Regions from separate parts of the Homo sapiens genome. Here region 2 is linked to region 1. Evidence: chromatin loops called from intact Hi-C (ENCODE). Cell type or tissue: B cell. All regions are shown on one strand. Links, peaks and the distances in the headings refer to the core of each region. The heading gives the core; the rest is flanking DNA. Region 1 has its middle 21 kb from the start of DNMT3A. Region 2 holds the start of DTNB-AS1 (DTNB antisense RNA 1).

Evidence for each region. A loop is a pair of places that touch in the nucleus more often than their neighbours do. Peaks named below come from ENCODE experiments on the same cell type or tissue, not always from the same donor. Only the 100,000 strongest peaks of a DNase experiment are listed, where the experiment ranks them.
Region 2: it touches region 1 in a loop (13-fold over the local background); 5 of 110 quality-filtered maps call a loop at or near these places.

What each region holds. Positions count from the first base shown.
Region 1 is chr2:25,354,681-25,370,368 of GRCh38, reverse strand. No RefSeq gene overlaps it. Among named protein-coding and RNA genes, the nearest start is that of DNMT3A, 21 kb to the right of the region's middle. RefSeq lists enhancers at 7,627-7,676, 7,727-7,826, 8,097-8,176, 11,394-11,929, 13,803-14,303. In B cell, for the core only: CTCF peaks have their summits at 8,045 and 8,248 (motif pointing left); DNase peaks (open chromatin) are centred at 6,666, 6,974, 7,508 and 8,198; H3K4me3 peaks cover 1,425 bases; H3K27ac peaks cover 1,334 bases.
Region 2 is chr2:25,411,943-25,427,630 of GRCh38, reverse strand. It overlaps DTNB (dystrobrevin beta), which reads left to right. Exons shown (of 21, transcript NM_021907.5): 15 at 1-96; 16 at 8,096-8,116. It overlaps DTNB-AS1 (DTNB antisense RNA 1), which reads right to left and starts at 6,538. Exons shown (of 3, transcript NR_183382.1): 1 at 6,408-6,538; 2 at 4,116-4,188; 3 at 1-164. RefSeq lists an enhancer at 7,606-8,285 and a silencer at 9,713-9,762. In B cell, for the core only: no CTCF peak of the experiment used is centred there; DNase peaks (open chromatin) are centred at 6,160, 6,610, 7,830 and 9,620; H3K4me3 peaks cover 3,533 bases; H3K27ac peaks cover 5,000 bases.

The DNA.
Region 1 (15,688 bases), core at 5,908-10,907:
AAAAAATCAGAGTTTAGTCCTCACCACAGTGTCAACTTGCTAATGTGATGGAATGGCAGCAAGATTTCAAAGAAGATTTTGGGGGAGAGAGCAGGGAGTGGCTCAGGGAAAGAAGTGGAGTGTTGAGTCAGTTGGCTTAATGGGAACCTGGTTTGCCCATTTTGAAAACCACAACGGAGAAATAATCACCCAGATCTACTATTTTTTCACCTTAAAACATCCTGGGGCCCGTCATCTTGCACCCTGGCTCTGCAGGGCAGGATTGGAAGGTCTCTGGGGGGCCCCGCTCCTCTGAAGGATCACCTGCCCCACCTGTCACATTCCTCCCTGGCCAGGCCTCACACTAAAGAGACTCGCCTGGCTCCACCAACACCCACTCCAGACTCTGTAGGGGGGTATCAGCAGAAATTGAATCTTTAGCCCCACAGAGAGGCTGTGACATTCCCACTGCCACTTAAGGGTTAGGGCTAGTCAGAGAATCATAGAACGTTAAAGTGTGAAGGAACCATCAGGACAGCTCAAGAAGCCGAAACCAAGCAAATCAGATGGCCCAGGGCCACACAGGGAAGGAGTGGAGGGGTCCCTGCGGGAGTGCTGCCCCTTCCAGGCCTCCTCTGTCACCAGAGGAGCTGGTCCTGCTGCTTAGAGTCATATTAAACCTTTGGATGGGGTATGTAAGGACACTTTCCCCTGGAAAAATGCTACGTCACTCACTTTATATCCTGGCCTTAGGCCAACTGAGCCTTCACCCCACCCTCCCTGCCTAAGTCACCTCACCAAGCATCCTCTGGTACTGACGACGATGCTTTTGGCCTGGTTACCAAGCTTTCCTGACCACCTGATGGTAGGGCCCCTCCACATGGGCTATTCATCCTCCCAGAAGCAGGTCCTCCAGTGACTGATCTGCACTAATGTGGGCAAACAGAGGGCATCCTCCTCCTCTCTCTGCTTCTTTTCTTTGCAAAATTAGTGGGACAAATAGGTACAAGTTGCATGAAAATGAGATACAGTTCTTCATTTGCCATCCACACCAGGAGCACCAGGTCCCGGAGCCCAGCTGTGCATTAGATGTTGTCTCTGCAGCACAAGGTAGGAGGCTGCAGGATGTACCTGAGAAACGCAATCGCACAAAGCAATTGTTCAGCACCAAATATGGGGGACAGAAGAGTGCTAAGGGGAGAAGACTCCAACCATAAATAAATAAAATGGCAGCAAATTAGGAAATAACAGAAACCATACTGTCTCATGACGTCCATTCACTTGCTCATCACAGCCTATCCAAGGCTGCTTTCAGAGTTTCAGTGAGTTCTTCACTGTTCCCTACTCTTGTAAGCTCTTAAATATGCCTGCTCAGCTCCTCTTGCTTCTTTGTTTTTTAAAAACATACTAAAGGAACTATTTTTGCAGCAAAACCTTCCTCCTCGGATAAAACTTCACTTCACTGGCTCTGGCTTTTGAAGCCAGGCTTTCCCTCCTCCAAGCCAGCGCGCCTCCTCTGAGGTCCCTTTCAGTCTGGAGGCCTGTGGTGATGTCAGTGTGCCTCAGCTGTTTTCAATTAAACCCCTCGAGCTGAGCTGAATAAATGGCTTCAGCAAGCTGATTTTCCAAAGGGTCCACCTTATTTTGAACCAACATGTCAAAACAAAATCAATTCAACCTGAAACACATACAGTGCAAATAAATACATCTCTTCACAGATTTACCTTAAAAATTACAAGGGCAGGCTGGACACGGTGGCTCACGCCTGTAATCCCAGCACTTTGGGAGGCTGGGGCCCGTGGATCACCTAAGGTCAGGAGTTCGAGACCAGCCTGGCCAACATGGTGAAACTCCGCCTCTACTAAAAAATACAAACATTAGCCAGGCGTGGTGGCGGGCGCCTGTAATCCTAGCTACTTGGGAGGCTGAGGCAGGGAGAATTGCTTGAACCTGGGAAGTGGAGGTTGCAGTAAGCCAAGATCGTGCCACTGCATTCCAACCTGGATGGCAGTAAGCCAAGATCGTGCCACTGCATTCCAACCTGGATGACAGAATAAGACTCTGTCTTAAAAAAAAAAAAAAAAATTACAAGGGCAAAGCAAGATGCGAGGGCCTCTCCAGTCCCAGCCCCACAGCTCCCCTGGGGTGAGAAGGAGGGAGCTTTGATTTCAGTGTCCTCAAAGAAGGAGGCAAAGAAATGACAGCATAGCCCCGTGTCCTGGCCTCGGCATGGCTAAGACTGCTCCTGCCCGCCTCCTGCCCACCTCGGGCCCAGGACTAGGCCAGTTGAGGAGGAAGCATCACTTCACCTGCTGCCGCCTGTCTCCTTGGCCTGGTCCACCACAGCCGCCGGCCTGGTAGGTGCCCGTCCCTAAAGAAAGTCAGCTGCGGAGGCTAGAAGGGTGATACCTCTCAGCCCTGCACCAGGCTGAAATCCCCGCTCCCTGCCAAGTGCAGGGGTCCCCACGCTGACGCTGGCACTTGCTCCTGCCCCGTTTCATTTGCCAGCTTTGCTCTCTGGGAAGGGGCGCTCTGAGGGGAACCCTACCCGAGGGGCCAGGCCAGGATGGTTTGGACTAAGAGGTGGACGTTTTGGGTCTAAATTGGAGGGCAGAACAGAGGGTGGCCCAAAGTCTTATTTTGTTCAGCCCAGGAGGCGTTTTTAAGACAATTTAATGGGTTGCAAATGGTGAAATATCAGAAGATTTAACAGAAAAACCCAGATTTACAGTATCTCTGGAAAAGTTAGACTACCTGGCTCTACTGGTCCCACAATTCCCCCATGGCAACATGTCTGCTGAGACCCTCAGGCTCCCCCCACCGCCTGTAATCGCTGGCCATGCCTGTGTCAGGCAGCTGCTCCAGGGCGGCCATGGAACTGGCACTTTCCCAGCTCTGTGTGGGCATCGTTACATCCTCTGAAGCCCTGGCCAGAGAATGCCTTCCTGGGCCATTCTCAGGCAGCAGGCGACCTCCCTCTGACTCTAGAGAAGAATTAAGAACTGAGACAACTGGCTGGGCGTGATGGCTCGTGCCTGTAATCCTAGCACTTTGAGAGGCTGAGGCGGGTGGATCACCTGAGGTCAGGAGTTCGAGACCAGCCTGGCCAACATGGCAAAACCCCATCTCTACTAAAAATACAAAAATTAGCCAGGTGAGGTGGCGGGTGCCCGTAATCCCAGCTACTCAGGAGGCTGAGGCAGGAGAATCACTTGAACCCAGGAGGCAGAGGTTGCGGTGAGCCGGGATCGTGCCATTGCACTCTAGCCTGGGCTACAGAGCGAGACGCCATCTCAAAAAAAGAAAAGACAACTGAATTTCTGGGGAGCACAGATTTGTGGGAAAATGTCCACACTTACAATTATTCCATCCCCTTTTACCTTGTGGCTTCTGTGCAAAGCCACAGTTTTAGGACAGAAGATGCAGAGAGGGACCTCACTGCCGAGTCAGAGACGGTCCCCTAGGCCCCGGCCAGCTGCTTCCAATGTCTGCTGTCACTGCCTCTGCTCCCATCATTCAAGGCCGGGGGAACTCCAGTGGCAAAAGCCCCACACCCCCAATCTACATGTGGGTTACATTATTTTGTTCACCACTGGTCAGTGCAAAATTTGCATAGGTAATTCTCAAGTGCTGGTATTCCTGGCAGATGTGACACTGGGCCACCCCATAGTGATGGTGGGCCTGCCAATGACTGTCCAGGATGGCCTGGGGCTATAAGTAGGAAAGGAGAAGTTTTAGAGAAACAAGGAACTGAGGCAGAGTAGAGAGAAGCCCCTTCAACATAGGCAGAGTTGTGAAGTTAGTACCCACCCCGCCCAGTCACACGGGGCCTTGAACCCAAGAGTTGTTTTTTTTTTGTTTTTGTTTTTGTTTTTTGAGACAGCATCTTGCTCTGTCACCCAGGCTCAAGTGCAATGGCGTGATCATGGCTCACTGCAGCCTTGACTTCCCGGACTCAAGCAATCTTCCCATCTCAGCCTCCCAAGTATTAATAGCTGGGACTGTAAGCAAATGCCGCCATGCCTGGCTAGCTTTTTTTTCTTTTCTTTTCTTTTTTTTGTTTAAGATGGAGTCCAAAATCAGGACGCTAACAGCTGGATTTTTTTGAGATCCAGCCCAGGCTGGAGTGCAGTGGCATGATCTTGGCTCACTGCAACCTCTGCCTCCTGGGTTTTAACGATTCTTCTGCCTCAGCCTCCCGAGTAGCTGGGACTACAGGTGTGCGTCACCATGCCCAGCTAATTTTTGTATTTTTAGTAGAGATGGGGTTTCACCATATTGGCCAGGCCGGTCTCGAACTCCTGACCTCGTGGTCTACCTGCCTCGGCCTCCCAAAGTGCTAGGATTACAGGCCTGAGCGACTGCACCCAGCCTTTTTTTTTTTCTTTTTTTCTTTTTTTCTTTTTTTAAATAGAGACAGGGTTTTGCCATATTGCCCAGGCTGAGCTCAAGCAAGGGGCTTGTCTCAAACTCTTGGGCCCACCTTGGCCTCCCAAAGTGCTGGGATTACAGTTGAGCCTCCGCACCTGGCTCCTCTGAGCTTTTTAACATGCTCTTCTTGTCTTCCTGAACCAACTATAAGGTCCCTAAAGTCAGGGATAGTGATATACACCTTCGAGTCCCTCAAAATGTGCGAATACTATGTTCTCCAAGATCCCTGGTAACTAAAATGAGTGCTTGTGGACAAATACCTAACACGCAAATGATTTACTAAATATATAGAGAGATAATGCAGGTAATTAAATTTCTGCCTGTTAACCAACACACATGAAATGCTAGGATAGTGTCTGAACAAAGTTTACAAATAATAGTACTATTTTATTGCTTTAAAAAAATCCACCTGTCTTCCTGAATGACGCACCACCCACCCCACCCCAGCCCAAAGCTAAAGCATCCTGGACAAGTTCTTATGCAAAGGAGCAGGCCTGTCTCAGGCCTCTAGAAGAGTCGGCTCCTGCCTGGAGGCACTTCCTGGCTAGGTGGGAGACAGTCCAATCACCATGGCCCACAGGAAGCAATAGCTCACTCTGTGCCAGTTACCGCTGAGGGTATTCCTGCTCGGGAACACCCAAATGAGGTATAAACTTTCCCCCAGACACTTGAAACTTGAAAACTTCCCACCAACCTGAAACACGGGAGCAGGAGCTAGAAGACAGGGTGCTGGCACACGGTGGGTGCCAGTTCCCACCAGCCTGAAACATGGGAGAAGGAGCTAAAAGACAGTGCTGGCACACAATGGGTGCCAATTCTGAATGGCAAATGACTAATGTATTGTGACCCGGAGGGTGTGCTGGCCTGGAAATGAAGCTTATGTTAGAACCTAACGATTGTGCAGACTGGCCCTGGAATGGGGAAAAGACTGCTTTTTAGTGTGGTTAATGAATACGTGTTTTAAGGCGATGCCGAGGGTGTCCATCTGTAGAGAAAACTTGGAGAGGCTAACGAGGATGGGAAAGCTTGCACAGTCACTAAGAGGGGATCTGAGGTGTGGGTCCAGGACCCATGATTGTCTGGTGTGCCCGCTGCCCACCCAGCTGCCTGGGAAAGACTGGGCGCCTGTGTCCCAGCCTCTGGTTATTGTCTGAGGGCTCCCAACCCCGCTCCAACTCCCACGTCCTGCTTGTCTCTTGCTCAGCTCTGTCTGTGCTCCACCCTCAGCTCACCTGCCCATTGACGTGACCTGCCCAGCTCCCAGGAGCATTTATATGTGTGACTCCTGCCCTCTGCTCCAACCTTGGTCCCTAAGTCATCCAGTCCTGCTGGGGTGCCTCCAGCTGCCCCGGGCTTCCTCCATGATCTCCCTAGACCTGGTCTAAATCTGTCACCTCTTGCCTCAATTTGCCCTTTTGAATCTTCTCCCTTTCCTTTTTCTGCGAGTCTGCACCCTGCTGGCCCCTTGCTAAGTCTCCTCCTTCTGTCCCTGTCTTTGCTCCCAAGGGTCCTCACCAGCGAGGGTTCTGCCTTCTTCTCTGGAGTTGTCTCATCCTCCCTGTTTCTTGGAGGCCTGTCTGGGGCCCTGCTTCTCAGGGAGGTACCTGAGGGTTCCTGGGATCCCTGGGGACCATGCCTTCCTGGACAGCTATAGGGTTCAATGGAAAAGCATGGGTTCTGGAGGGCAGGCACACCTTCATTTGAATCCTGACGCTGCTCCTTTCTAGAGTGACCTCAGGTCACTGCCTTATTCTCTGCATCTATAAAATGAAGATAATTCCAACCTATTTAGTTGTTCTAAGGATTATATTAAAATGTGTAAGAGACCTGGAGCAGGGCTGAGCACATAGCAAATGAGTAATAATGGTTGCTTTCCTTTCTTCCTCTGACACTAGTGTCTGCACCATCCACTGGGCACTGTGGGTCAAGCCACACTGAGCCGCACTGGCCAGACCCTACCTGGACTCATAGGCGAGAGGCTACAGTGATGGGGACAAGGGAACCTGGTACTGCCAGGGCCCAAGCCCCACGCCCGGTGCCAGGTGGCTGAGGATCTCCCCAGGCCTGGCACGGGTGCTCAGGCTTGGGGCGCTGATTTGTCTCCCCTGCCCAGACATGTAAAGGGCCACTTAAGGAGGTCGAGGGGTGGAGTCCAGGGCCCTGAGCCAAATCTCTGCCCAGGCTGTAGCCCTCAAGTCATGGGAAAATCTGCTTCTGGGGTGGAGGCTGGTCTTGGAATGGCAGGTAAGGAGCAGGACAGGATGGGGAGGACCACCTCGCAGACCTCACTCTCACCACCAGGTATACACACACTTGTGACTTGCTTGCCCCCTCAGTGGGTGAGCAGTTTCTTCAAGCCCTTGAAACGCCAAGGTCTTGTCACAGTTTTCTCCCGGGGCAAAGGGGCTACTTTCCCCTACACTAAAGAGAGCCCTCTCCGAACAATTTATTCTTTGCCAGAGATACTGGGCTCTGTGCAGGCTCCTAGAGGGAGCTTTCTCTACCGATCAAGAAGCATCTGCTTCCCTTATTCACTTAGCAAAAATTTCTTCTTTTTTTTTTTTTTTTTTTTTTTTTTTTTTTTTTTTTTTTTGCGGCGGAGTCTCACTCTGTCTCCCAGGCTGGAGTACAGTAGTATGATCGGCTCACCACAACCTCTGCCTCCCAGATTCAAGCCATTCTCCTGCCTCAGCCTCCCGAGTAGCTGGGATTACAGGCGCCTGCCACCATGCCCGGCTAATTTTTATATTTTGAGTAGAGACGGGGTTTCAGCATGTTGGCCAGGCTGGTCTTGAACTCCTGACCTCGTGATCCACCCGCCTCAGCCTCCCAAAGTGCTAAAATTACAGTCGTGAGCCACCGCGCCTGGCCCCAGAGATGGCTTTCTGTCCTGAGCAAGAAGGAAATATTCTGGAAGTTATACTTTCCAATGCTTTCCTCCCCACCAACCGGACAAAAGGCCAGGGGCCCACTCCAGCTGCCCTAGGGAATCCCCCAACATCTCACCTCTCCTTAGCTCCTCTGGGCTTCTGCAGTGACATCAGTGTGACTTCAGCACTGCGCTTTTTGAGCTAGCGGCTCTGCTCCGCTGCCCTCGGGCCCCACTTCCTCTAAATTCCCCGTTCCTCTCCCCGTGGCTCCACTTCTTCTTCGGGGCCGTGGCAGCGTTCTTCAATGTTCCCCGTGCACAGCCTGGATCCTGGCTGCCGCCTGTCCTACCTGTCCACGAGCTCCCCCTCTTTTTTTCCTCACTCTTGACTCAGAGAAACCCCACCCAATGCCTGCCAGATAGCGGAAGCTTAACAATCAGTTGTTAGATGTGCAAATAAAATACAGCCACAGATCGTTATATTGGTAACACAAACACAACATTCAGAGACCAAGAAAATGAAAAAGGGAGGTCTAGAAGGTCCTCACCTTCGTTCTTTTGTAAATAACGATGTCTTTATTATCAACAGGTCCCACCAAGGATTTTCCTGGTGTGTAAATTTATGAGGTGTCTTATAAAGGAATGACAAATGGAAAACACAGTTCATTATACACTTAACAAATTGCCTTTATTAAAAAAACAAAAACCAGGAAATCAGGATTGTCCTTGAGGAGTGAACACACCCAGGGGCCATGCCCCAAATGTTCTTTCTGTGTCAAGTGAGCCAACCCCGTCCCCTCTGTCCCATTCCCACACACACGTTTCCTCTTGCGCAGCTCAGGCACCGGGACTGGGTCCCCTCCCTAGCCCTGCCGGGAAGGAGAAAAGAAAGCGAGACTGAGCCCAGCCAATCAACAGTCAGCATTTCTGAAGCTCCTCCCCAAATACAAATATGCGCTCCGCCCCCGCTAGCGCCACCTGGAGGGTGAAGAGCGAAATGCGGCGACTGCACTGGGTCCTCGGCCTGGCGGAGCCGCCCACTTCGCTGGTTTTTGCAGCCGATGGAGACCCGGACTCCGCTCCGAAACCTGCTGACCGCGGTGGGGTTATTCGGAGCGGAGCCGCCGAGGGGCTGTCGAGCGCTTTTGAATCTGTTTACTTGAAATGACTTTCCCCACAACTTTCCCTGATTTCTATTCCCACTTGACCAAAAGAATGAGTTTGATGTGGAAAAGTGGCCAGAAAAGTGGCAATAGTGGTGTTAGGTGCTCAATGGCATCTCTTTGGGCTCAGCCTCCATTAAGCAAAGTAGATGCCTGGGGTGGGGAGGTGGCACCCTTTTTCCGGATCCCCAGTCAGTGGGGCAGGGGCTTCGGACACTGTCCCCACAGCTGGACTAGTGGCCCAGAGATCCTAGAAGGGACCCAGCCTTCCCGCGCTGCACCCAGACCTCCGGGGTGTGACCGCCAAGCTGTCCTGGCTCCCCTGCTCAGTGGCCTGATGGGGGTCTCAGTCCCGCACTCCCTCGTGGGGTCGGGGCACTAAAACAATCATTTTTTCAGGCCATGCTCCTTGATCCTAATTTAAAAGGCGGCCTGGCCGGACGCGGTGGCTCATATCTGTAGCTCCAGCACAGAGTTGGAGGCCAAGGCAGGCGGATCACCTGAGATAAGGAGTTTGAGGCCAGCCTGGCCAACATGGTGAGACCCCCGTCTCTACTAAAAATACAAAAATCACCCGGGTGTGGTGGCACGTGCCCGTAGTCCCAGCTACTTGGCAGGCTGAGGCAAGAGAATCGCTTGAACCCGGGAGGCGGAGGTTGCAGTAAGCCAAGATCATGCCACTGCACTCCAGCCTAGGCGACAGAGTGGGACTCTGTCTCAAAAAAAAAAAAAAATTAGCTGGGTATGATGGTGCAGTCTGTAATCCCAGCTACTCGGGAGGCTGAGGCAGGAGAATCGCTTGAACCCGGGAGGCGGAGGTTACAGTAAGCTGAGATCACGCCACTGTACTCCAGCCTGGGTGACACAGCAAGACTCTGAGACTCCATCTCAAAAAAAAAAAAAAAAAGGAGGCCTGGGAAGGATCCCCTCTGAGACATGGAAGACTTGCTTGACTCAAGGTGGGTTTTTTCCTTGAGTCCCTCAGTAGCCCTCAGGACAGTCCCTCAGGTGCCACCTGCCCTCCCCTGCAGGAGAGGTTTGTTCTGGGAGGAGAAGCCCAGACAGGCACGGGTGGCGGGAGGGCAGGTGGGCATCTGCCCCCAACAGGCCTCTCTGCTTTGGGAAGCCCAGGTGCCCTCGGGACCCTTGAGAAAGGAAAGGTGGCGGGGAGAGAGGAGGGCAGGATGAGTTTTTTTTTATTGACCACCTACTATATGCCATATGCTATGTAGATTTCTGACCACGACAGCGGCCTCCTAACAAAGGCCCAAGAAAGCTGACTTTAAAATTACATTTACATGCCCTTGAATAGCATATATTAATTTTACACAAAGGAGAATATGCCTTTAGGCTGTTTTCCTTTTTCTTTCTTTTCTGTGGCCAAAAAAAAAAAAAAAAAAAAAAAAAGTGGGAGGGGGGTTGATGGGCTTAGGACAGAAAGGAAGAGGTATGCCACCAAAATCACCTGAGAAGAGAAGGGGGGGCTGGGGGTGGGGGTGGCCTGAGAGAAGGACAGACCCTGGCCTCTCCCAGTGGATAAGGAAGAATCTTGCTCTAGCAACTTCAAGATGGTTTGCCTGGTCAAGGAGGGGAAGGGACAGGGCGAGTCCATGGGCCCTGCTCAGGGCTGGCTGCTGGGAAAGGAAGGTCTGTGTCAGTCATGGAATCCAGGAAATCTGCCAAGTTTAAGGCTCAAGGGGGATGGGGGAGCCACCTTTTCTAGGGCCACTATGGGTGGTCTTGGGGCCCTCAGAGGACTTGCTTCTTGGGCACCTGAGTTAGACCTGGCAGAACCAGCAGACACCTTAGGACCTAAGATGGGCCCTCCCTGCCACTCTCTGGGCAAGAGCCCCAAGCCCATATCTCCAGGGTCTGTGTGGAGGGCACTGCTGGGCCCCTGAGAAGTGCAGAAGGTCAGGCTTTCCTGCCCTGGCTTAGCAAAACACCCGGCCTCCATCTCCCCCATTGTTCCCTTGTCCCCACGAACATGCTAGCCCAGTTCTGCTCAGGAAAATCAGCCCCCGCAGCCCAGGTTCTTGCACCTTCCTGTCCTGAACTTCTTTGTCCCTGTCTACTCCTCTCCCCACTGTTCACAGCCCCCAACCTCCCAGGGGCCCACATTCAGCTCCTGAAATTCATTAAGTGTGGCAAGGAAAGGTCTCCACTCAAGAGATTTCAAGATGTCTGGGGACAGGCAGGTTTTCCAAATGACCCTGGAGGCCGGGTGCTTGGGACGCAGTGAGAGGGAGGGGACAGCAAGGGGAGGGCTGGGTTAGATCTGCTCAGGGACAGAGCTGTGAGCCAGTACCCAGCCTGGCAGCAGGTGGGCTGGGTGACAAGCCCTCGGCCTCAGCCAGTCTCTAGCACAAGAGAGCCCCGGGCCCCCTGGGAAATTCTGTGTGGACAGAGGGTGAGGTGAGAGTCCTGGTCTGGCCCTGGCTCTGCCGCTGGCTTGCTCAGAGCCCCCTCGGGACCTCAGCAGCCTCATCCTTAAAATGGACAAAACAAGGGCTGGGGCCAGGTGCAGTTGCTCACACCTGTAATCCCAGCACTTTGGGAGGCCGAGGCCGGCAGATCTTGAGGTCAGGAGTTCCAGACCAGCCTTATCAACATGATGAAACCCCATCTCTACTAAAAATACAAAAGATCAGCCAGGCATGATGGAGCGTGCCTGTAATCCCAGCTACTCGGGAGGCTGAGGCATGAGAATCGCTTGAACCCAGGAGGCGGAGGTTTTAGTGAGCCGAGATTGCACTATTGCACTCCAGCCTGGGCAACAGCACGAGACTCCATCTAAAAAAAAAAAACAAAAAAACAAAAAAACAAGGGCTGGCCTGTCTGCCTCCGGGTTTGTGACTAGGATCTCATGAGAGCTCTGTCTGAAAGGGGAATTTCCCCTGTCTTCTGTGAAATGAGGAATGGAGAGAAGCAGGGAAGGCAGGCAGTTCATGTCAGCTAAGGCTGTGGAGTACTCGCTATGTGTGGGCTCAGTACCAGGCACTCAGCACCCTCTCATTTAATTCTCCCAACAACCCCGCAAGCCAGGCATGATCAACAAGAGCACAACATCTGGCGAGTGGGCAAGCTGGCACGAGAATCCACAGCTCCCAATGCGAAGCCCCTGCCCTTTACCCAGTGCCACTCTGGGACAGATGTTCCCCTGAAGGACACCCTCTGGGGTGGGGAAAATGCCCTCACTGGAAGCCTGGAAGTTTAGTGCTTGGCCCCAGCTGGCTGAGTGGACTTAGGGAACTGACTTAACACCTCTGCCCTCCATGCCGTCCTTTGTCTGAGAGGAGGTTTACTCTCTGGGAGTCACTTTTATGATCCCAGCCCTGATCCTTTGTTGGGTTAGAAAAGGAATGAAAATGCAAATGGGCGTTAGACCTGGAGCCAGGGGCCAGGGCCCTGGCATGGGCCTCAGGACTATTGCCCTGCTTTTGAGCATCCCTACATGTGGCCTGGGCCTAGCCACCCCAGGAGACAGGCAGGAGCCTGTTACAAGCCCATGTGTCAGAAAACTAAGGTCAAGTGAAGAAACACGACGTCTCAGGGTCCAAGAGCAAATTAGAGGCAGAGCCAGGGTTGGAATCCAGGTCTTCCAGCTCTTAGCCCAGCTGCCCGGCTCAGGCCCCAGCTTGGAACAGAGGGGGAAGAACAGGAAAAAGGGGCTGTGGCCTTCTCTGAAAGCTCCAGGGGAGGACCAATGTCCTTGCCTTTGCCAGCTTCTAGAAGCACCCACATTCCTTGGCTTGTGGCTCCCTCCTCCATCTTCAAAGCCAGACATAATGCGTTGAGGCCTTCTCATGTTGCATTGCCCTGACACTGACTCTTCCATCTCCCTCTCCCACTTTTTTTTTTCTTTTTTTTTCTGAGATGGAGCCTTGCTCTGTTGCCCAGGCTGGAGTGCAGTGGTGTGATCTCAGCTCACTGCAACCTCCACCTCCCTGGTTCAAGTGATTCTCATGCCTCAGCCTCCCGAGTAGCTGGGATTACAGGCATGTGCCATCATACCTGGCTAATGTTTGTATTTTTAGTAGAGACGGGGTTTCGCCCTGTTGACCAAGCTGGTCTCAAACTCCTGACCTCATGTGATCCACCTGCCTCGGCCTCCAAAGTGCTGGGATTACAGGCATGAGCCACTGCACCCGGCCCTCCCTCTCCCGCTTCTAAGGATGCTTGTGATGACATTGGACACACCCTGATAATCCAGAATAATCCCCCCAACTCTAGGTCAGCTATTAGCAACCTTAATTCCATCTGCAACCTTAATTCCCCTTGCCATGTGGCCTGACAAATTCACAAGTTCCAGCAATTTGGACATGGACATCTTTCAGGTGCCACTATTCTGTCTATCATATGCCCCTCGTCCCAAAGGGTATATATTAGGTTGTTCTGACATTGCTATAAAGAAATACTTGGCCAGGGCCGGGTGCAGTGGCTCACGCCTGTAATCCCAGCGCTTTGGGAGGCCAAGGCGGGCAGATCACCAGGTCAGGAGATAGAGACCATCCTGGCGAACCCTGTGAAACCCCGTCTCTACTAAAAATACAGAAAAATTAGCCAGGCATGGTGGCAGGCGCCTGTAGTTCCAGCTACTCAGGAGGCTGAGGCAGGAGAATGGCATGAACCTGAGGGGTAGAGCTTGCAGTGAGCAGAGGTCACGCCACTGCACTCTGGCCTGGGCAACAGAGCAAGACTCTGTCATAAAAAAAAAAAAAAAAAAAGAAAGAAAGAAATACTTGGCCAGGCATGGTGGCTCATGCCTGTAATCCCAGCACTTTGGGAAGCCGAGGCAGGCAGATCACTTGAGGTCAGGAGTTCGAGACCAGCCTGGTCAACATGGTGAAACCCCGTCTCTACTAAAAATACAAAAATCAGCCAGGCATGATGGCAGACACCTGTAATCCCAGCTAGTCAGGAGGCTGAGGCAGGAGGATTGCTTGAAGCCAGGAGGCAGAGGTTGCAGTGAGCCGAGATCGCGCCATTGCACTCCAGCCTGGGTGACGGAGTGAAACTCCGTCTCAAAAACAAACAAACAAAAAAACACACAAAAAAACTTGAGACTGGGTGATTTCTAAAGAAAAGAGTTTTGATGGGCTCATAGTTCTGCAGGCTTTATAGGAAGCATGATGATGGCATCTGCTTGGCTTCCAGGGAGGCCTCAGGAAGTTTCCAATCATGATGGAAGGCAAAGGAAGAGCAGGCAGGTAGCAAAAGCAGGAACAAGAGAGTGAGAGTGTGCTCCCACACTTTGTGAGAGATGCTATGTGTCACTTTTAAATGACCAAATCTCATAAGAACTTACTAACACATGGACGGCACCAAGGGGATGGCGTTAAACCATTCACAAGAAATCCAGCCCAGTGATCCAAGCACCTCCCATGCAAAGGATTACAGTTCGACATGAGATTTGGGCAGAGACAAATATCAGGGGACTTCTAAAAACTGACATCAGGGGACTTCTAAAAAGGTGCATGTCTTTTACCTGCCGTGGGTTGAGATTTGTACCTGCCATCCTCCTCTGTTCCTCCCTCAAGTCTCTGTCCAGCCGCAGCCTCAGCCTTTGAGGATTTCCCCTGCATCCCACTTCCTGCCTCCTGAGCATGCCCCGGAAATGTTCCCTGGGGAGTGTCGGCTCCTGGTGGGAAGGCCCTGGTGCCCACCTTCCTGGTGCCTCTCTGTCCTTCTGTCCCTCCCACAAGGGGACCTATGGCCCTGCAGCTGCAGGGGGACAGGAGAACAGGCCCAGGGTGCTGGCCAGGCTCAGAGGGGGAGGCCCTCAGGGAAAGGGGAGTCTCCTTCCCCAGATGGATCCAGGGGGCTGCTGGCTGCTGGTGGGGGCAGCTGAGAAGGGCCCAGAAATGTCTATGGAATTGCTTCCCCTCCTCCCACGTCCTGAAGAGGTTTCCGTGTCCCGATGGCAGTGCCGGCTGGTAAGATGGGGAAGGTGAGCCAGGCTGTGTACATGGGCTGCTGGAGGGGCATTTTGCTGCTGTGTATTATTGTTTTATTCCCGGCACTGCTGGGGGTGGTGGGAGTGAACCCAGGCAAATGACTGAGCCAGGCTCTTCTGGGAACCGGCAGGAGGCCCTGAGTGTGTCCATGTCTCCCTGTGGTGCTGGGACAGCTGGGATTCGGGCTGGGATTCTGTCCTCACACTCTCGGACAGTCTGCTCTGGGCTGCCTGGGGTAGTCTTAGGTCGGGTCCAGCCCCCTTGCCTTTGCTCCTGTGGTGGGCAGCTTCTAAAATGGCTTCCTGGTATCTGGATCCTTGTAATCCCCTCCACTTCAGTGTGGGCTGGTTCTAGTGACTGGCTATTAACGGAGAGAACAGCGCAAATGCCTCCAAGATTTGGTTATGAAAGTTCGTCTCTTCGCTTGCCACACACTCTCTCGCTCTCTCCTCCTTCCTCTCTGGTGAGGCCAGCTGCCATCTTGGGAGCGTCCTGTGGAGAGGCCCACGTGGCAAGGAGCTGAGGGCAGCCTCTGGCCAATAGCCAGCATTGAATTGAAGCCCTCAGTCCACCAACCTGTGAGGAACTAGATTCTGTCAACAACAACCATGTGAGTGAGGCTGGAAGTGGATCCTTCCCCATCAAACCTTGAGATGACAGCAGCCGGACACCTTGATTGCAGTCTGTGAGAGAGCCTGAGCCTGAGGACCCCAGCAAGCCACTCACAGATTCCTGACCCATGGAAACAGAGAGACAATACGTGTTGTTTCAGCCGCTAAGATATGGGCTAACTTGTTATGCGCTGTAGATAACAAATGCACTCCTTCCTCCCTGACCTCTTGCCTCGGAAATACTGAGTCCCTTTGTCTTTGGCCTTCATTCATTCATCTGGCTCGCCCTGCCTCCCTGAGCCCCCTTCTCTCTCCTTTGTTGTCATCTCTTCCAGCCCCAGGTTGTAGCCTACCCCCGAACCTCTGGTCTCCACACTCCCCGGAGAGCCCATCCCTTCATGGCTGCAGTGTGAGTAGTGTCACACCGATGGCGCTGTTCCTCGAGTTATTCTCCACTCCATCCGCTCCTCTAAATTCAGTTACACTTCTCCTCTGGCCCCTGAATATACGTTTGATCTGGATGCTCCTAGAACAATGCAAATCAGTTGCTACGTCCCTCCTCATCTGTTTTCAGTCAGCAATAGATGTTCCCTTTGTGGTTTTTTGTTTGTTTGGAGATAAAGTCTTGCTCTGTCACCCAGGCTGGAGTGCAGTGGCGCAATCTTGGCTCACTGCAAC
Region 2 (15,688 bases), core at 5,879-10,878, 57 kb before region 1:
CAAAGGAAGGATGAACTGGAGCAGAGGATGTCGGCCCTGCAGGAGAGCAGGCGGGAGCTGATGGTCCAGCTGGAAGAGCTGATGAAGTTGCTGAAGGTAAGAGCCCGTGGCCCACGCTCAGTTCTTGTCATTCTTCTCCCACCACAGCCTCAGCTGCTGCCTCCCTGTGATGTCAGAATAGGATGAGGCCAAAGGCTTGACTTTAGCCTAGAATCAGTTTTCAGATAAATTTAGCCTAATTGGGTATAAAAGTCATCTAAATTAGTGCAAAGCCAGATTATTAAAAAATTAGTAACTGGAAATAGGATAATGTCTCGAGCAGTTGCTTTTATGAATAAATAAGAATGTTTATAAATAGGATATTAGCTATGTAAAAATGAATAATATTTCTCAACTACTTAAAGTAGTGTGTGTGTGTGTGTGTGTGTGTGTGTGTGTGTGTGTGTGTGTTTTGAGATGGAGTCTCGCTGTGTCACCCAGGCTGGAGTGCAGTGGCACAATGTTGGCTCACTGGAACCTCCGCCTCCCAGGTTCAAGTGATTCTCCTGCCTCAGCCTCCCGAGTAGCTGGGATTACAGGCGCCCACCACCACGCCCAGCTAATTTTTTTGTATTTTTGGTAGAGATGGGGTTTTGCCATGTTGGCCAGGCTGGTCTCAAACTCCTGACCTCAGGTGATCCACCCACTTCAGCCTCCCAAATTGCTGGGATTACAGGCATGAGCCATTGCTCCTGGCCTTAAAGTTTCTGTTAAGACAAGTTTTCAAATATTCCACTTAAATACTTAACAAATATTAAGTGTCCTATTTCAATAAGTAGTACAGAGACAACTGTATTAGGGTTCTGCAGAAAAATTGGACCAGTAGAATGTATATAAAGATATCTAAGAGGGGATTTATTATGGAAATTGTCTCACACAGTCATGGAGGTAAAGGAGTCTCATGTTAATGCCATCTGCATCCTGGAGAACCAAGAAAGCTGGTGGTGTAATTCAGTCTGTCTCTGAAGGGTTGAGAACCAGGAGAACTGACGGTGTGATTCCGAATCTGGGAGGTGGGTTGGGAGATGGGTGGTGTTGGGTTGCTGGTTTAAGTCCCAGAGTCCAAAGGCCCAAGAACCTGGGGAGCTCACATGTCTGAGGGCATTGACTATTCACAACAGTCAAACATTGGAACTAATCCAAATGATCATCAGCAGTAGAATGGATTATGAAGTTATAGCCTATTTATACCATGAAATTGTATAATAATTAAATTGTACAAACTAGAGCTACACCCAAGCGATTTCTTCTATCCAAGTCCTCAGTGGATTGGATGATGCTGCTCATGTTGGTGAAGGCAGATCTTTTTTCAGTCTAATGATTCAAATGCCAATCTCTTTTGGAAACACCCTCACAGACACACCCAGAAATTATGTTTTACCAGCTATCTGACTATCCTTTAATCTGGTAAAGTTGACACATAAAAATAACCATCACACAAACCAACCTAATTAAACCATTCTAATCAGTAACTTCACTATATTAAGAGTAAGATAGCATATTAGCTGTAGGTTTGGGATACTGGGGAACTAAATACATGCATAATAAGTCAGGTCTATCTTGTGGCGTGATCATAGCTCACTGTAACCTTGCTTGAGCTGGGTCCAAGGGATCCTCCTTCCTCAGCCTCCTGAGTGGCTAGGACTACAGGCATATGAAGTCTATCTATTGTTGTTGAAAGTTATATTACAACCCCTGTACCCCTGAGCAAAGAAAGGCATGGTTGGCATTTGAATGCCCTCCCCCTGGACAATTTTATTGGCATCGAACAGAAATATCTACCTGGTTACATAGCAGCAATACCAGGATACTTGCTCCTGCTATTACTTTCTCAGGTCCTGCCCAGCGATGCTGAGAACTCCCTGCATTTTGTAGTATGATATCGAGTTAACAGCCAGAGAAAATCACAAAGTGTGGAGTGCCCCCAAAGCCAGATGACAGGAGTGAATTTAATCTTGTGATAAAGTGGAGTCATTGGAGGTTTTAAAAATAACAGTTTAGGAAAATGCGCAGGGCAAGTTAGAGTGGGAAGAAACTAAAGGATAATAGGAGACTAATTTCATCCTCCAGGCCCGAAGTGACAAGGATCTTAACCCCAGGAGTGGTAGCCCAGGAGAATATCAGTTTAGAGACTTTCTCCAACTTCTGCATTCTAAGTCAGTCTCTTAGTAATGAAGCTAGTGGGCATTAGCAACTTGGATAAATGTAGCATTTGTGTTTTAAACTGAATTTTGACTTGCTCAAGACAATTACTGTTTTGTTATGAGCTGAGTTGTTGGTGGTGTTGGTGGTGGTGGTGGTTGTTGTTTTTTCCCCCTAGCTTTGGCCCTGAGTATTTGGGTTGTTTTGCATAGATATGTTTCTACATTAACCCTGTTAGCAGGATTTTTCCTCAGAAATATTTTATGTCTAAATGGGTCTTATTTAAAGAAAATCTTATGTAAAAATGTGGCCTAAATCCCTCTTAATAGTTGTCAGATACCCAGCTAAGCAACCTAGCCCCTCATCTAAACAGCAGGGATGTACTTAAACATACATGGCCTGTGTAACATCTGCAGCCTCGTGGGGCTTTAAAAGCCCTGCTGCCATGGAGTTAGTACACCTGTGGGATGGGAGATAATAGGGTATCCAGTCGGGCGCAGTGGCTAACACCTGTAATACCAGCACTTTGGGAGGCCAAGATGGGTGGATCACTTGAGGCCAGGAGTTCAGCCTGGCTGACATGGCAAAACCCCATCTCTACTAAAAACACAAAAATTAGCCGGGCACGGTGGCACGTGCCTATAATCCCAGCTACTCAGGAGGCTGAGGTGGGAGGATCGCTTAAGCCCAGGAGGTGGAGGCTGCAGTGAGCAGAGATTACACCACTGCACTCCAGCCAGGGTCAGAGAGTAAGACTCAGTCTCAAAAAAAAAAAAAATAGGGGATCCACTCACCTCTTCCCTGTGTCACATCTCCCTTTTCAGAAAGATGTTCTCAAATATTACCCAAGCATAGATGGGAAAGTCCCAGTGCCCCAGTGTGATTTTTGTAAAAGGCAAAAGGTTTATGTAAACTGCAGGGAAGCCAGAGTGTATCTCCCCTAAGTAACCTTGTACCATTGCCTTTCAGTTGGATTGTCTTAGTGATCCCCAGAACTACTGACCCCAAGCCCCATGCATGCCACTGTGGCCTTCTAGTGTACCGCTGATGCTTGTATTCAAGGGCTAAGCAGAACGAGCTAATGCCCGCAACTCTGATCCCAAACCCTGAGTTTCTTTATATTTGCAGCAGTAATTTCAGAAAAATAAGCAGGACACTGCTGCCCCTGTAGGATCCCCTGCCAGGTTCTTAAATATCATTTACCCGTCTGACAGGCTAAGGCTGTTCAGACTGGGAGGAAGAATTTGCAAACACAAATCTAGGAATGTTGCCTTTCTATCCATTGGCTAGAATTCACAGTCGAAAATCTCATGCCTTTAGTGTCCAGCTTCCTAAAAGAATTACCACGTAATCTTAATTTTTGTATTATATGCATACCTGAAAGGTCATACACAGGAATTACTGACTTCTGTTAAAATTTCAGTGTTTTCCTACTATTAGAAATATATATTCATCAACCCATAAAAGTACCCTTTAGAATCCTAATTTTAGGCCAGGTACAGTGACTCACACCTGCAATCCCAGCACTTTGGAAGGCCAAGGTGGGTGGATCACCTGAGGTCAGGAGTTTGAGACCAGCCTGGCCAAAGTGGTGAAGCCCCATCTCTACCAAAAATACAAAAGTTACCTGAGCGTGGTGGTGCGCGCCTGTAATCCCAGCTACTTGGGAGGCTGAGACAGGAGAATCGCTTGAACCCAGGAGGTGGAGGTTGCAGTGAGCCGAGATCACACCACTGCACCCCAGCCTGGGCAACAGAGCAAGAAAAAAAAAAAAGAAAAGAAAATCCTAATTTTAATTTAAAAGGGGTTGTCTGCTTTTATTGATGTTCAGTATGCTAGCATTTAATTCTCTCATAAAATAGTCGGAAGCAGTTAGTCAGATGGACAATCAAGCCACATGGTCTGAGATACTCATAAATTAAAATACATCTCACAGTAAATTTTCATGCCACAGAGAGTTCTTTCATTCTGCTGCTTCAGGAAACTATTATGTACTTTATCTTCTATCTGAAATGATAATTTAAAGAAGCATACATAAGAAGTGACATCACTGTTAATTCATTCAACAAAAATCTTAATCCTTTTTTGGAATAAAGCAGGGTTAAAATTAATTTTTTTGTTTCTTTAACAAAAATCTATTGAGTTCCTAAGTGTCACATTAGTTATTTGGCATATCATGGTGACTAGACTCAATCCCTGATCAATCAAGGAGTATCAAGGACCCTCCTTCTTTGTTTTTTTGTTTTTTTGTCTGAGATGGAGTCTCACTCTGTTGCCCAGGCTGGGGTGCAGTGGCACAATCTTGGCTCCCTGCAACCTCTGCCTCCCGGATTCAAGTGAGTCTCCTGCCTCCTGCCTCAGTCTCCTGAGTAGTTGGGATTACAGGCACCCGCCACCACAACCAGCTGATTTTTGTATTTTTAGTAGACGGGTTTCACCATGTTGGCCAGGCTGGTCTCGAACTCCTGAGCTCAGGTGATCCACCCACCTTGGTCTCCCAAAGTGCTGGGATTACAGGCGTGAGCCACCCTTTATTCTTTTTAATGACATAATGTAGACTGACACTCAGGCATTCATGTTTCTCTACATATCTTTCCCTTATACTTTTTACCTGATTAATGAGTATTAATTAATTACTGACCTCAAAAAAACTTCCTATTTAATCTAGAAGTGTTTATGTGTTGGTGTTTCTAATCCATGTTCTACTTCATTTTCCATTTGTCTGATATTGCTTTTGAAACTCATTTTACCAGGCCAGGCGTGGTGGCTCATGCCTATAATCCCAACACTTTGGGAGGCCGAGGCAGGTGGATCACCTGAGGTCAAGACCAGCCTGGCCAATATGGTGAAATCCCACCTCTACTAAAAATACAAAAATTAGCCAGATGTGGTGGTGCATGCCTATAATCCCAGGTACTCAGGAGGCTGAGGCAGGGGAATCACTTGAACCCAGGAGGCGGAGGTCACACTGAGCCGAGATCGCGCCATTGCACTCCAGCCTGGGCGACACAGTGAGACTCCATCTCAAAAAAAAAAAAAAAAAAAAAAAAAAAAGAAGAGAAAAGGAAACTCATTTACATTTACCAGATGAATTCTGCAGTTTTGAATTTCAACCTCATTTGCAAATGCTTATCTAGTTTGAGTGTAAATTTTTATGTAAATGACTACAGTGGCTATGTCATTGCTTTGGCCACCTTGCCAGACCTCATTCATGTGGAAGAGACTCACATGTTTTTAGGTGACATAAGCAGTTCTAAGTTTACACTTTATAATTAAGGTATTACCCCCTTTTAAATCACGTTGGCTCTATCCCTTGTCATCAGTCAATATTTAGTGACCCCACCTGACTAGTTGATAACACAGAGGTTCTCAGACCTGGGATCTGACCTGTTTACTGTGTTGACAGAGCCTTAAGGGCTTTATCTGAATAAGTTTTGTGAGTTTAAATTATACAACACTATCCTAAATAACACTTTGCCAAAGTCCATTCTCTCCCCAGTACCAGGCCACATGGAAGGCCTGTAAGTCCTGGAAGCGCTGCCCTGCCCACTGTCCCCAGCCTAACCTGATATATCTACTGCAAATTACGGTTTCTCTTCTGACAAACTTAAATTGCAATCACCAGATGTCCAAGTATGAAACATTGCTTTCTGAATTTCCCTATTCTGTTGAGCCACAGCAGTGTTCTCTTTAATACCAAACCTGGAGAAAACTGTGGAAGTAGGGAGATGTCTTAGAAACAGTTCTAAGAAATTACATACTGGTCTTTTGACCTCGGATACAATTTCAGCCTGTTAGGATTGCCCCATCCCTCCCCAACCATCGCACTTTCCACTTCAACACAGTGCCAGCAATGAAAACACATTTTATAATTGTTTAATAACTGTCCTATGACTGTTTGCCTTGCCTCAAGAATATAAGAAAAGTGTCCTGCCCCAAAGGGAAGTCTGGCAAGGAAGAGAGCTTGCTTCCTAACTGCAAAGCAGGTGCAAAAGCAGAAGCGCTCTAATTCCTTCCCGCTGCCAGAGCCAGTGTTCAGCGCTCTGTGCCTAGGCTCCTGTGAGTTTGGCTTTGGTCAGGCATCCAGCATCTGGCTTTGATTGTGAAGAGCACCTTCCCATGCTGAGTTGGGAGTCTCCTTAAGAGATTTCTCGGTGCCCATTTATTTCTAGTCCCTGTCTGTCCCTTGCAGTAATAAAAATTATGTTCTCCAAGTGTTTACTCACCCTCTCCCTTTCGTAATTCCTTTGCTTTACTGAGGTCTTTCTCACCATTGCACCCAGGTCTGTAGACTGTGTGGGAGCAGGAGCACTTACCCATTCCTGAGACTTCCTAGGCACGTACATGTTCAGTAAAGACTGGCTGCATGAATTGTTCCAATTTAAATAGAACCATTGCACAGCTTTTAGATTTACATACTAGGCCAAAGAGCTGAGTCTCCCTGACCACAGTGACCCATGGTGAGGCACAGAAGGAGGAAGTGGAAGAGGCCCATTAAAAGACAGAGTAGATGAGTAGCAAAGAACTGAAGAAAGAGAAACTTGAAAGTGTTCTCTTTATCCTTTTTCCTGCAGTGTCTGATAGTGCATTCATTTGGGCAGTCAGCTAATAGCCAGCAAGTGCCTGCTCTGTGTTCCATCACCATAAGGTTCTAAAAGACAGAGACCGGCCAGGTGCAGTGGCTCACACCTGTAATCCCAACACTTTGGGAGGCCAAGGTAGGCGGATCACCTGAGGTCAGGAGTTAGAGACCAGCCTGACCAACATGGTGAAACCCCATCTCTACTAAAAATACAAAATTAGCCGGGCATGGTGACACATGCCTGTAATCCCAGCTACTCCAGAGGTGGAGGTTGCAGTGAGCCCATATCGCACCATTGCACTCCATCCTGGGCAACAAGAGCGAAACTCTGTCGATAGACAGACAGATAGATAGATAGATAGATAGATAGATAGATAGATAGATAGATAGATAGATAGATTGATTTAGATGACAGAGACCATTTCTTTGTTTCCAGTGCTTTCTGCATAAGAGGACTAAATAAACCTGTATTGAATTAATGAAAAACTGAGGTCAAGAATTCTTTTTTGAATGACCTTTCAGGGTCTCCAAACAGTTTCCAGTTTACTGGGGGAAGTTGTGTATGTATGGGACTCACTGAAAAAAAAAAAAAAAAAAAAAAAAAAGACTGTGCCTGAAAGCAAGTAGACGGGGATACAGTTCCAACATGTTTAGTGTGGAGAGGGGACCAAATAAGAAAAGAACCTGTAGTGGGCAGAATTGCTAGTTGGGAAGTGATGAGGGCAGTGGGTCTCAGACTTGTATGCACCAGAATCAGAGACAAGATTGAACGCATTGCTGTGGCCCACCCCTAGAGCTTCGGTTTGGTGGGGATAGGGTGAGGCACAAAGTTTACATCTCTGACAAGTTCCCAGGTGATGCCGATGCTGCTGGTCTGTGTTCCATGCATCAAAAACCACTTGCCTCGATAAATGTACCTAAACACATGTGAATATCGTGAATGATGAATATAGAATTATTATTACAATTTCAAGTCATGGTTGCACTTCCTCTTTCAGATTCCCCTAAATAGCTATGTGAACCTTAGGCAGGTCAGGCCCTCTAGGCCTGTTTGATCTATAGTAAGAATGTTGGCGAGGTGGTTTCTAAGGTTCTTTCCTTCTAGCTCTAGGAGTTAGCATTGAATCACTCACCGGGCCGAGGCCTGCTGCTTGCTTCGTCCTCTGATGCTCCTGTGGGGGATGGGGCCTTTGATCTCAGCACCTGTGGGCCTGGCCTGGTTTGCCTGATTTTTCTATCATTTCTGACCAATGTTTGTGGTGATGGGCATTAATGGGCATTAATTTCTCTCCTTTTTTCCTCTGCCTTTTTTTTTCATCTTCAACACTCCAGGAGGAAGAGCAAAAGCAGGCAGTAAGTGAACTTCGGAATTTCCCGCCGGACTCTCGCTCCTTTGCACGTTCTTCCTTTCCTCATATAAATGTTTCTCCTCTTCTCCCCGCACATCATCTCTGAAGAGGGTTTTATGTGTAAAACCCCCAGCGGTTCTCCCCATGGTGTTGTAAAATGGCCTAAAAGTTCAAGGCATGTTTACCCAGTAGAGCATGTTCTTACTTAAAACCAGAGCTTGTAAGTACCCATCTGTTGTGCGCATTGAAGTGTGCATGATTAGCCAGGCTACCATTGCATTTTCCTGCTCTTTCATTCTCTGTTGTTGTGTGTCTGGAGTGATTTTAATTGCTTGAAACAACTTTCAGGGTGCTGGGGTGACCTCATGTCATGAATGAATGTGCATGAAAATGAGGACTTCTTTTGCTAACTATAGATGTCCTGCAGTCTCGACTAGGCTTCTGGATGCTGGGGCTGTGCCAGCCTCCTTAACAAAATTACTGACGACGACTGAGACACTGACTCCACTTGCAATGATTTCCTGTTCAGAACCTACTCCAGACGGAGCTCGGGTTTTTCTGAGCTGTGTGGCTATTGCATGGTGTTTGGGGGAGGTTTATGTTTGTTTCTGTTTATCCTGATAGCCACTGACCCACACAAGAAAGTCAATTGCAGGCTTATCTACAATATTAGCACCATATGTTTATATAACATAGTAAGATTTCAAAGCATACATTTTTTAAGCTGAAGCTGAGTTTTCGTTTACCTTGGAGCTTTTTTATCCTTTGGGAGATAAATACAAAACGTTTAATTTTTAAAATTTGCCTTTTTTTTTTTTTTGAGACGGTGTCTCGCTCTGTCTCCCAGGCCAGAGTACAGTGGCATGATCTCGGCTCACTGCAACCTCCGCCTCCCAAGTTCAAGTAATTCTCCTGCCTCAGCCTCCTGAGTAGCTGGGACTACAGTCACGCACCACCACACCCAGCTAATTTTTGTATTTTTAGTAGAGACAGGGTTTCACCATATTGGCCAGGCTGGTCTCGAACTCCTGACCTCATGATCCGCCTGCCTCAGCCTCCCAAAGTGCTGGGATTACAGGCGTGAGCCACCACGCCCAGCCTACCCATTTTTTTAAAAAACACAAATGTATACATGTTTTAGGTTAGGAATATAAAACATTATACTTATAATTTCTAGCTAGGAGAGCAATGGGACCATAGAGTAAAGGCGAGAGGAAAGGAAAGAAGAGATCAGTAGTGAGGGGAGGAGGTGAGAAGAGGGTACGGAGGAGACAGACTGTCAGGGGGAAAGAAGATGGCACATGGCATCAAGAGTGGCCGACAACCCAGAAATCTGATGGCTTTCGTGGAACCAAAGTGCACTTGTTTTGGTTTTTCCTAGGTTTGGTTTTGCTTTTTTCTTTATTCACACAGAGTTTATTGCTTCCATCTCTGGCGTTTCTGCATCAGTAGGTACACTTACATGGGCAAAGCTGAACAGGATGCAAATCAAGCCCAGCCATTACATGCTTCTTCCAGGAAGTGACACGCATCACTTCCTCTCCATTTCATTGGCCAGAGCAAATCACATGACCACACTTCACCTCAAGGGGGCTGGGAAGTCTAATCCTCCAGTTTATCTAGAAGTCCCAGAGAAGCAGATGTTGGAAATACCTCCCCCAAGTAGACAAATGAGTGAGACTGTTGGAGGGAGAGGAAGGAGACTACTTATCCTTCCAGCTCCTGATGGTCTCATCCCCTTGTTATGAAGTATTCCCTTCCTGATGATCCAGGGTGTCACTTCACCTGTTGTTGCTGACCACTAGCATCCCCTCCTTCTCTTCAGCCCTCCATACCCCAGAGATGCACTTTGCAGCTGCAGCTACTTGCTGCAAACCTACTTCCAACAGTCTGCCCAGACTAACAGCATCTTCTGATCTCTCTCTGCGTGTGCCAGCTCCAAGTGAGCACAGACTGGAAACACCCGACACCTCACCTGAAAACTCTTTCAGAAGAGGGCAGGCATTGTGGATATTGGTCTTAGTCGTAGCAGTAGAGCTTCCAGTAGACATTTAATTTTTAAAATTTTTATGGATTACCATGTAATCCAAGAAACAGGAATTGCCACTGCTGTGATATTAGTTCTCAGGTCAATTTAAAGCTAGCCTTGAGCAGACAGGGGATTAAATAACGTGTCCATTTCAGTGACCTTTCATTCTGTGTGAGATCACCATCCCCTTGAAGTTGGCAAAATGAGAACCTAGACTGCTGAAGCCTGCCTCTAATGAGCCACTGTAGGTATATCTTGGGAGTTCTCCATGGCCAGGGACCTGAGCTCATGTCCAAGTCCTTACAGTCTTATAGGACTGTCCATAGCGTGAATTGGTACAATTTGTTTTTTCCTCAGCTTTCCCCACCATGGTATGAGGTAAGAAGTGCTGCTCTGTTGACTTAGATAGAAATATCCTTCTGTCCACTTCACAGGTTTAAACTGGACCCATGTAAGTTCAGCTCTGAGGCTCAAATTTGGACTGAATGACTTTACGTAATTCAATGTTTTTCAGATGTACAACTGAAGAGACTATAAAGCTTTAGAACTAGCTTCTGTTTAATCCCCACCATTATTGAGTGACAGGCCAAAACATAGGCGTATTTAACACAGAACTATGATATAACCCTAACCCAACCACCCTTCCTTCCTTCCTTCCTTCCTTCCTTCCTTCCTTCCTTCCTTCGTTCCTTCCTTCCTTCCTTCCAGGTTCTGGCTGGTGTAGTTTAATTTCTTTCCTATCAAAATGTCTTACCCTAAATGGGTAAGAAAATAATTGTATAACTTGTTAGCTTGCAGGTAGGGAAAATTTTTTTCTTTTTTCTGAGACAGAGTCTTGCTCTGTCACCCAGGCTGGAGTACAGTGGTGCGACCTTGGCTCACTGCAACCTCCGCCTCCTGGGTTCAGGTGATTCTCTTGCCTTAGCCTCCCGAGTAGCTAGTATTACAGGCGCCCACACTGGGCTAATTTTTGTATTTTTAGTAGAGATGGGGTTTTGCCATGTTGTCCACACTGGTCTCGGACTCCTGACCTCAGTTGATCCGCCCGCATTGGCCTCCCAAAGTGTTGGGATTACAGGCGTGAGCCATCACGCCCGGCCAAAATTTTAAAAAGAAAAGAATTGTAAAACACTTTTAAAATGAAGAGTTTATTAGATGTGCTTCCCAAAACTGGCTCTGTAAATCCATTATAGAGAACTTTTGATAGTGTCCACCTTCTTGCTTCATTCCCCTTAGGGATTTACTGCTTACTACTACCAGGATCTCTTTCTACCCAGATAACACTCTGACACCAAATGTGTAGGTTTCTTACACCAAAAAATTCAGTTCTCTGCAGACACCAGCTGGGTGTCCTACGATTTAATTCAATTCTGACACTACCTGGAGTTAGGGCAGAGCCCACAGGTTAAGGGCTCTGTCCCACAGGAGTGCCTCACACTTCAGACACCAATCACAAGTAGTGGTTCTTCAGATTACCCACACTTCTGTCCAACTTGGCTACAAATCAGGGCTCCCACAACCCCTTCCTCAGGCTCAATAATTTGCTGTAATGGTTCATGAAACTCTGAGAAGCACTTTACTCACTATTACTAGTGATTTTAAAGGTTATTATAAGGGCACAGGTGACCATCCAAGGTGACGATGTACATAGGGCAAGTTCCAGAAGGGTCCAGGAGCTTCAGTCCCCATGGAGTTGGGGTATATACCACCTCCTGGCATATAGACATGCTCACCAACCGGAAGCTCTCTGAACCCCTCAGTTAGGGTCTTTATGGGGGTTCCATTATGTATGCATGATTGATTCATTCATTGGCCATTGGTGATTAACTCAATCTTTAGCCCCTCTCCCCTCCCCAAGGCCTGGTGGAAGGGGCTGAAACTTTCAACCCTCTAATAATGCCGTGGTCTTTCTGGCAACCAGTCCCCATCCTGAAGCTATCCAAGATTCCCGAAGCCCGGTCATCTCATTAGCATGCAAAAGACACGCATATCACTCTGGAGATTCCACGGGTTTTAGAAACTCTGGTCCAGCCTGGCCAACATAGTGAAACCCCATCTCTATTAAAAATACAAAAATTAGCCAGGCATGGTAGCATGCACCCGTAGTCCCAGCTACTCGGGAGGCTGAGGCAGGAGAATCGCTTGAACCTGGGAGGTGGATGTTGCAGTGAGCCAAGATCACGCCACTGCACTCCAGCCTGAGCAACGGAGCGAGACTCTGTCTCAAAAAAAAAAAAAAAAAAAAGAAGCTCTTATGCCAGGAACCTGGAATGGAGACCAAATATATATTGGTTATATCATAGTATCACAGGGTTACTTTGGCATTTGGGAAACTTGAGAGAAATGGGCAATAACTGTTACTTTAAAAGCTTGGGTGCTGTGATTCTGCCTTCAGCCTCAGCCACTTTTGTGGTGCTTTGCGTGGCATCAGTACCTCCACTGATTCTTCTGTCTTTCCTCTCTCTCTTCCCCCCTCTTTCCCTTCTGTTTTTCTCAGATCTAAGGGTTATAATGGAGGGGCAAACTGCCTGGCTATTTCAGATAAGACTTCACTGAGTGACTGTTCAGCCCATGATTTACCCTGCAGTTTAACAGGCTCAGGAATTAGGTCGCATCAGTTGAGCGCGGGTCACTTAGGCCTATAATCATCATCAGACGGCAATTAAAGGACCATTTCTGCCTTTTTCACTATTACATCCCCCGCCTGTAGCCCAGCCTGCCATACAGTAGATACTCAATAAATATTTGCTGAATGATAACCAATATTAACCAATTTTATAAGATTTTGACTTATACTCTGTATGAATTAATAATTGTATTAATTATAAGGGACATAACTAGTTGACGTACCTATAGCAGTGATTTTGCTCAAGGCACTCCCAGATAGATCCATTCAGGAGATCCACTCAGAAATATCCTTTATCAAAAAGAATCTGGGCCAGGCATGGTGGCTCATGCCTGTAATCCCAGCACTTTGGGAGGCCAAGGCAGGTGAATCACGAGGTCAGGAGATCGAGACCATCCTGGCTAACACGGTGAAACCCTGTCTCTACTAAAAATACAAAAAATTAGCCGGGCGTGGTTGTGCACCTGTAGTCCCAGCTACTCAGGAGGCTGAGGCAGGAGAATGGCGTGAACCCAGGAGGCGGAGCTCACAGTGAGCCGAGATCGCACCACTGCACTCCGCACTTCAGCCGACAGAGCGAGACTCTGTCTCCAAAAACAAACAAACAAAAAAAAACTACCATCAGAGTGAACAGGCAACCTACAGAATGGGAGAAAATTTTTGCAATCTACTCATCTGACAAAGGGCTAATATCCAGAATCTACAAAGAACTCAAACAAATTTACAGGAAAAAAAATAACCCCATCAAAAAGTGGGCAAAGGATCTGAACAGACACTTCTCTAAAGAAGACATTTATGCAGCCAACAGATACATGAAAAAATGCTCGTCATCACTGGCCATCAGAGAAATGCAAATCAAAACCACAATGAGATACCATCTCACACCAGTTAGAATGGCGATCATTAAAAAGTCAGGAAACAACAGGTGCTGGAGAGGATGTGGAGAAATAGGAACACTTTTACACTGTTGGTGGGACTGTAAACTAGTTCAACCATTGTGGAAGACGGTGTGGCAATTCCTCAAGGATCTATAACTAGAAATACCATTTGACCCAGCCATCCCATTACTGGGTATATACCCAAAGGATTATAAATCATGCTGCTATAAAGACACATGCACACGTATGTGTGTTGTGGCAATATTCACAATAGCAAAGACTTGGAACCAACCCAAATGTCCAAAGACTTGGAACCAACAATGATAGACTGGATTAAGAAAATGTGGCACATATACACGATGGAATACTATGCAGCCATAAAAAAGGATGGGTTTGTGTCCTTTGTAGGGACATGGATGAAGCTGGAAACCGTCATTCTCAGCAAACTATCGCAAGAACAAAAAACCAAACACCGCATGTTCTCACTCATAGGTGGGAATTGAACAGTGAGAACACTTGGACACAGGAAGGGGAACATCACACACCGGGGCCTGTCGTGGGGTGGGGGGAGGGGGGAGGGATAGCATTAGGAGATACACCTAATGTAAATGACGAGTTAGTGGGTGCAGCACACCAACATGGCAGATGTATACATATGTAACAAACCTGCACGTTGTGCACATGTACCCTAGAACTTAAAGTATTAAAAAAAAAAGGTGTCTGATTTCCCAAGAAAGCAAATAATGAAAATAATTTTTTTAAAAAGGAATCTGAAAAAAATTTGTTACCAAAAAAATACAAACACCAAGCTGATTAGTATTATTATTAATTATTAATGTTGTTATTTCTAGCTAAAGAAAATATACTGATACATGGCATAAAAATCACCTTGTCTTTTAAAGATAATAATCTATAAAATGCAGGATATCTATAGTTATTTGCATCGTTTGAAAATATTTTAAATATTGCTCAGTAAAAGCCCAGTGCTTACAGTCAGAAATACGGTTGTAGGATTCATCAGCATGTTACAGAGGGACACTAGGGTCACCAGAGACTGATGAAGTCCCTACTGGCAATGGTGTTTATGACCATTGGTGCATTTGAGCTATGGGCCTCTCTGGCCTCAATCAAACAATATCCCAATCCTAGTCTGGAAACAGTTCAGATGTACAAGTTCATCTAGGAACATTTTAGGGTTCCATTTTTCCCAGTGACTCAGTGCACCATAAAATTTCACTGCTGGATCTCTAATACCACATTCACTGAGCTATCCAAGGAAAGGGGTTCTGTTTATTCATGAAGGATTTGTTTCCTCCAACATTTATCTGATCTCTCCTATTAGAAGTTAATTATCTAATAATGATCATCTGGCTTAAAGACTTAAAAAGACTTTATATATGTTTAATAGAACATTTTATATAATGATCATCAGGCTTAAAGACTGTAACTTTAGACAGTAAAAGTTATGTAAGGATAGGAAGCTCCTTCAGGGTGGCCTTGGCCCAGCTTAGGTAGTGGGGCAGTGGGCCAAAGGATAATATACCTGGCACTCTGAAAATAATGTGATTAGTGGAATCTTGGGGAATTGGCCAAGAGAACTTTGCCACACTTGGGACCTTTCCTTTTACTTCAGTGAGTTTGGCTATCACGTGGGATCTTGCCATCATGCCCTATCTGATTTCCAAGACCCAGACAAATACCCACCTACAGCTATACCAAAGAGAGCATGGTTTGGCCTGGCTCCAGGAAGCCCCCCTTTCTGATCACAGCTCTACCAAATATACCTCAAAGGAAGGGCACTTAATGTTTAGTTAGCAATGGTCGACCCACAAGGGCTCACATAAACCTCATGAATACTAACTTTGTAAGTTTAAGAGAAAGTACTTTCAGAAAAACAAACCTATGCAACAAGAAAAAGAAACCTCCTCTTTGGCCATTAAAGAGATTGTTGGTGAACCCCTTGATGTTAGCATGCCTCATGGGTCACGTTCCCTTCTTAGCCTTTGGATACAGTCTCACTGGGAAGCGATTCAGATTCACATG